2 separate regions of the Homo sapiens genome follow, and region 1 is linked to region 2. A link is an interaction called in ENCODE POLR2A ChIA-PET data of the cell type or tissue named here. Cell type or tissue: PC-9. All regions are shown on one strand. Each heading gives the region's core, and the rest is flanking DNA. Links, peaks and the distances in the headings are about the cores only.

Evidence for each region. Peaks named below come from ENCODE experiments on the same cell type or tissue, not always from the same donor. Only the 100,000 strongest peaks of a DNase experiment are listed, where the experiment ranks them.
Region 1: POLR2A ChIA-PET joins it to region 2 with 9 read pairs; 1 of 35 experiments calls an interaction of 5 or more read pairs at or near these places.

What each region holds. Positions count from the first base shown.
Region 1 is chr3:177,980,852-177,984,135 of GRCh38, forward strand. No RefSeq gene overlaps it. Among named protein-coding and RNA genes, the nearest start is that of LINC02015, 170 kb to the left of the region's middle. In PC-9, for the core only: no CTCF peak of the experiment used is centred there; a DNase peak (open chromatin) is centred at 1,340.
Region 2 is chr3:177,441,749-177,445,032 of GRCh38, forward strand. LINC00578 (long intergenic non-protein coding RNA 578) reads left to right here and starts at 173. Exons shown (of 4, transcript NR_047568.1): 1 at 173-362. RefSeq lists an enhancer at 71-200. In PC-9, for the core only: no CTCF peak of the experiment used is centred there; a DNase peak (open chromatin) is centred at 1,883; H3K27ac peaks cover 1,805 bases.

The DNA of each region.
Region 1 (3,284 bases), core at 334-2,833, 540 kb after region 2:
AGCCTCATACTTTGTCTTTATATCTGCTATGGGAATGTGAACTGACTGCAGTTATAAAGAGAAGAAGATAAACAGCTTCATAGAAGTGCTATTTGAACTAGGTCTTTAAGATGAATTAGAATTTGCTAACCAGAGTATGTAGAAAGGAAAAATCCAGGCTAAAACAATGTCATAGGCAGAGTCTTGGAACTGAGATCAAGAAGGGCATGTTCAGTGAATGGTAAGAAGTTTCTTGAACATGGACTACAGAGGATAGGCAGAGAAGTGGAGTGACACAGTCAAGCAGGGGTAGAAATATAGGCCTAGAAAGATACATTGGAGACATATTATGTTATCATAGCTAATCATAACAGCAGTGGTGACAATTTGATTGAATTTCTGTAGAAGAATTATTCACATATATATGAATAATCTACTGGTTGGGAGTGATTAAGGTGGAGGGTAGAGCAGATGGGGACAAACCCTATGTTTTTGGGAGATGGATTGTGGGGACAATTAGCCAAGAAAGGGAACACTGCAGTAGAAGCAAGATGAAGAAGAGAGATAGTAAAATTCATTTTGGATACATTGAGTTGGAAATTTCTATGAGGTACCAGGGGCAGTTAACATTTGGATGTCTTTTTATAGGCTCACTACTTTCTGGCTCATCCTACTCAGAACCAGGAAAATGTTGTTAGATTCATTTTCCAAGGTCTAAACCTGATGTCTGAAGCAAGGGGAAAACTGATGTCTGAAGTGAGGTGAACAAAAATGCCTGTAAACACTAGGGTTGTGCACCTCTGGAATACATGAAGGACAAAAATCATTGAGAGTTTTAAGACTAATGACATAGAACATGAAAAGGAATACAGCTCTTGCCTCTCTCTGGCCCTGGGACTGGTGCAAGAGATGACTGGGTAGGAAACAGGCTCAGGGTTCCTCAGCCATGCCTTTTCTCACTCTGTCAGTCCTCCAGGCCCACTGGGGCATAGAGGTGTAAATCAAAGACTGGCTTTAGAGCCAACAAAGGAGCTTCTACAAGTTATGGCTGCCTGAGTCTGGACTTCTTAAATGAGATACTTGGGTATCAGCATCAGGAGTATGCTTTAAAATCTCTATAGGTAACAAAAATCATAACATTTATAATAGCTAACATTTAGTGAACACTTGTGGCAGTCCCTTTCTAAGTGCTATGAATAGATTAACACAGTTAATCCACCTTACAACATTGGAACCCTGATAGATTCGTTCTAAAGATTTACCCACCAGTGAGGTAGTTTGCTCTATCTCACTCATATCCACTTCTCTTTGCCATAGAAGGTAAGTGACCTTGTGAACATTGTTTGCACATTTTTCTCATATGCTAAGAATATATAATTGCTTAGTCATAACATAATTCTTGTGGAAAGTAACCACATAGTGACAATAATAACATATTGTAGATTTATAAGTGCTGCTGCCCTATTGTAATTTTCAACAAGAAACATTTGTTCAAATGCCTGCTATGTATTGGACAGCATGCTAAGTGCTCAGGATAAAAAAGTAAAGTAATATGTGGTCTCCCTGACCTGGAGGAACTAATAGAAAAAAAAAAAACACAACACCAACCTTTCATTTCATTTGTCACCAACATTTATTCTGCTCTATAAATTTGTATCCCCAAAGGGTCTCATTTCTCTCATGTGACAATCCCATCAGGGAAGAGTTTAAGATCCTTTAAGTCCTAAATTAATTCCTTGATATATATATTATCTTCCCATCACCCACATCATTGCAATTATGGCTCCTTCCTGGCTCCTTCTCCCAATATCAAGCCCCAAGGCATCTATAGAGAGGAATTAGAAATTATATCAAGTATAATAGAGCCAGATTGGGAAAGCTAGAACAAATAGGGTTCTAAAAGACAAAGATTGATGCCAATTAAAGTCTTAATCAGGTCAAGTAGCTAAATCAGTGAAAGTAATCAAGAAACAGCAGGATTATGTAAAGCAAAGTTGGAAATCAAAAGGTAGTGAGGCACGGTGGACCAGACATCCAAATAAAGGGGAGAGGCCCCTTAATTACAGAATGAAACTTGAGGACAAGGATTGGTGGGCAGGGGAGAATGAAAAGGTCATTGATGCTTTCTTTATTATGGTTTGATGCAAATAATATTCAGCTGTGGCAGCATATAGAAATTGGGGGAAAGAATAGAATGCCAAATTAGAAAGTGAGGATTCAAAAAATATTTTGCAAAACTGGATATTTCAAATAAGAGTGACCAAATGGCAAAAAGCCAGAGCTGTCTCAGAATGCAAGGCGATTGAATTTTTTTTTTCTATTTGCCCTTAATTAACTCTTGAGCAGGACAAACTGTTTTGAAAGTATCATGATAACAAATAATCAGACTTTTCCTATTGCAAAAATGTGGTTAGAATCCAATAGGAAAGTATCTTAGGAAAATCTCCATATAATGATAATAATCCTAATATAGTAGTTACATTTACTTATTCAAAAATATTAACTAAGCACCTACTATAAGGCCAGGTTCTGCTCTAGGTGTTGAGGATATAGCAGTTAATATAACAGACAAAAATGTCTGCTCTCATAGAGTTTACATTCTAGTGGGGTGAGACAGACAATAAGCATAATGAATAATTTATAGCGTGGTTTGAGGGGTGAATAAGTGAGATGGAAAAAAGTACAGCAGACTAGGAGGGTGGGGAGTGCTGGGGGCAAGGAGTGATTGTAATTACATAGAAGTGTCACTGGAGAGGGAAAGAAAGCCAACCATTCACCCGAAAAGAGCTTTCCCAATGGAAGCAATGGCCAATGCGAAGGATGGAGGCAAGTATGTAAGATTAATAAGAGGATTGGTGTGGCTGGAAGAGAGAGAGGGAGGGATTGGGTGGTTGGAGAGGAGACTAGATGGAGAGAAGAGAGGGAGGAGGAGAGAGGGCAGCTCACAGGGCTGTGTGTTTCCAAGGAATTTGGAATGAAATGAAGAGACACTGGGGAGTTTCAAGTATAGGAATAATGTGATCCAACTTCCCTTTTAACATGATGGCTGTGAAACTAGACCATGGGAGACAAAAGTGGCAGTAGGAGTGTCAGATGAGGGTTACTGAGTGTTTACTAAGCCCCTGTTCCAATGCTGTAGATTGTGCATAAGATTCAATCATAAGACTTTGAGGAATGAGACTACATTTTACAGATAAGAAAACTGAGGCTCAGAGAAACTATAGTTCCAGACCCCACTGCTGATAAGGTCTGTTGAGCTCTTAAAATCATACTCTTAGGTGTTTTCTATAACATTAAAAATTTAC
Region 2 (3,284 bases), core at 495-2,994:
GGTATCCTCAGAACTATGTGTGATGGTACCCCTCTGGAGGCTGAGATAGAAAGTTCCTTAATGATGGAGACTAACAATCTTTAGCAGCAAAGGAAGAGACTGGGCGTTTTATACATATATGGTCATGATTTGGAGACTTGTGAGGAAGGCCAAAGTGGATTGGCTGTGGTCTCGGTGTAGCACGATGGAATCTGGTGGCTTAAACCTAGCTGTCCACATTTCACTATCTGAAGAGCAGAAAATGTGTTAATAGGAGCCTGGTGAGTGGAGGAGACTGAAGATGGAGAGAGAGCCTGGACCTCAACATGAGCATCTGGAGCCATTTGGCAGCATTAGGCTGTGACCGCTTAGAGAACCGAAAGGTAAGATCCTCCGATTAGTTCCTCTTTTTCTGAGTTTATGTTTGCAAAGCACTTTCTAACTATAAAAGTTTCCTATTTCAGTTTTCAAATAGGGAGAATCTGCACTGACCAATGTTTGGTGTGTTCATCAACTTGGTTATAGTTGTCAGTGTAAATTAACTCACTGTCTGGATAGAGGGGAGAATGAAATGACTTATTCTGTGCCAAAGAGAGACAGAGTGAAAAACAGACTTCAGAAGGCTTGAAACTCAGGCCTGTTCTCTGTCTCTAACATGCTTTCATTAGCCTGTAGAAGCTTGAGAGACGCACAGACACATCTTGCAACATCTTCTGGCTTCTCGATGTGCATTTATGTGAGTGTGGGAGCCATGCGTGTGTGTATGCTGGGAGAGGAACCCCCATCTCCTCCTCCCCGGCAATGTCCCCGCTCTCTTTAGATCCTTATGAGTTGACTCAGTTCCCATGGATGGATGCTGTGTGCAGAAGCGGGCCACTGGCCCTGGGCTCCACAGCTGGCTTCAAGCTCTGATCTCTGTGTTCATTTCTCTCTGTAATCTCAGTCCCAGCAGACCTCTCATCTTCCTGGGTGATTGAGTGTAGATTCTAGTTTTATTCTTTTAACATTTTTATTTACTGATGAAGGAAAATCCTAATTTATTTTCTATTGGGAAAAAAAATATGGACCAACCCCATAAAACCAGAACATTGGCAACTACTGCCATTTTGAATCCCAGTTCTACAGAGTTTGGAGATTTATTAAATTTTTCTAGTTAAAAGAGACCTTAGAGACCTTCGAGTCCACATGAGAACAAAAGAAATATATTTTATATTGCAAAATGCACACACATCCACCCACCAACACAAACAAATATTCATACAGACACACACAACTGAAAAGTTTTTTTCTTTTTGAGATGGAGTCTCACTCTTTCACCCAGGCTGTAGTGCCGTGGTGAGATCTTGGCTCACTGCAAGCTCCGCCTCCCGGATTCAGGCCATTCTCCTGCCTCAGCCTCCCGTGTAGCTGGGACTACAGGCGCCCACCACCACACCCAGCTAATTTTGTTTTTGTATTTTTAGTGGAGACAGGGTTTCACTGTGTTAGCCAGGATGGTCTCGATCTCCTGACCTCGTGATCCACCCGCCTCAGCATCCCAAAGTGCTGGGATTATAGGCATGAGCCTCCGCACCTGGCCAATAAAAGTTTTTAATGAAATAAACTGCTTACTGTATGGGGTTTATATTGATATTTTCTATTCTATTTCATGAAAACTACTACTGGTCACTAACCAATTAAGTTGGTTTTAGAGTCACCTAATTGTGTGTCTGTGGGGTGGGCTTGCTGTGTTTAACACTTAACCTCTGCTTCAGTCCATCTCCTAATTCCTGTCTTCTTCCAATTGTAGGGGCAGGGACCAAATGGGACTTATCCACCTTATCTGTCACTGAACTGGGGCGTTATGATGACTAATGCAGAAGGAACACAAAGTAAGCTAGGAAGGCTGGCATGAAAACAGAGAAATGTAATAAGTGCCTGAGAGCAGAAACAAACCTGGTAGGCAGTAATGCAGCCTCAGGCAGGGCTGGCAAGAATGTTTTGAGTATCCTTTAGAGATCTTCAATGCTGTCAGTTTTCTACGTGTCACTGAGCTCCAATTCCCTTATCCGGGGCACAGTAGAACCTCCTCTGAGAGAAACTAATGTTGCTGACTGAAGGTCATGGCCAAAATCATGGTGTGCACACACCCCCAGGGTCACATTCTTTCTGATTCAGTGATAATTATACTAAAATAATAATAGAAATAACTGCCATCATTTCTTTCTTTCTTTTTCTTTCTTTCTTTCCTTCCTTCCTTCCTTCCTTCCTTCCTTCCTTCCTTCCTTTCTTTCCTTCTTTCGTTCTTTCTTTCTTTTTTTGAGACGGAGTCTCACTCTGTCACCCAAGCTGGAGTGCAGTGGCACAATCTCGGCTCACTGCAAGCTCCGCCTCCTGGGTTCACGCCATTCTCCTGCCTCAGCCTCCCGAGTAGCTGGGACTACAGGCACCCACCACCACACCCTGCTAATTTTTTTTTGTATTTTTAGTAGAGATGGGGTTTCACCGTGTTAGCCAGGATGGTCTCGATCTCCTGACCTCATGATCCGCCTGCCTTGGCCTCCCAAAGTGCTGGGATTACAGGTTTAACATCATTTCTTAGTGATTATTATGTACCAACATGTTATGTACATTATCTTATTTAATTTTTGTATGAATCTTATGAAGTAGGCAATATTTCACTCATATTACAAATGAAGAAATGGAGACTTGTGGCAGGGCCCGGTGGCTCACACCTGTAATCCCAGCACTTTGGGAGGCCGAGGCAGGCGGATCACCTGAGGTCAGGAGTTTGAGACCAGCCTGACTAACATGGTGAAGCCCCATCTCTACCAAAAATACAAAAATTAGCCAGGCGTGGTGGCACACACCTGTAGTCCCAGCTACTCAGGAGGCTGAAACAGGAGAATCACTTGAACCTGGGAGGCGGAGGTTGCAGTGAGTTGAGATCGTGCCATTGCACTCTAGCCTGGGAGACACAGCAAGACTCTGTCTCAAAAAAAAAAGAAAAAAAAATGGAGACTTGGAAAGATTAGATAAGTGATTTGCTGAATGTCACACAACTAGTAAGTGGCAGAGGTAGGATTTGAACTTCAGTCTGCCTCCTTTGTTGTGTCTATTCAACCGCAATACATACATTGTATTGTGTATGTATGAAAGTGTTCAGATGACCTTTAGATTTGAGGAAACACTTTCATTAGGAAGTTGTACCTCCCCTCATTGCAGAATTGCCAGTGTTTTCTGGAGATCTGCTGCCAAAATGGGTTCTTATATCCTGCTGTTCCAGAGACATGTATAGAAACCAGACTAAACACAATAACCTTTCT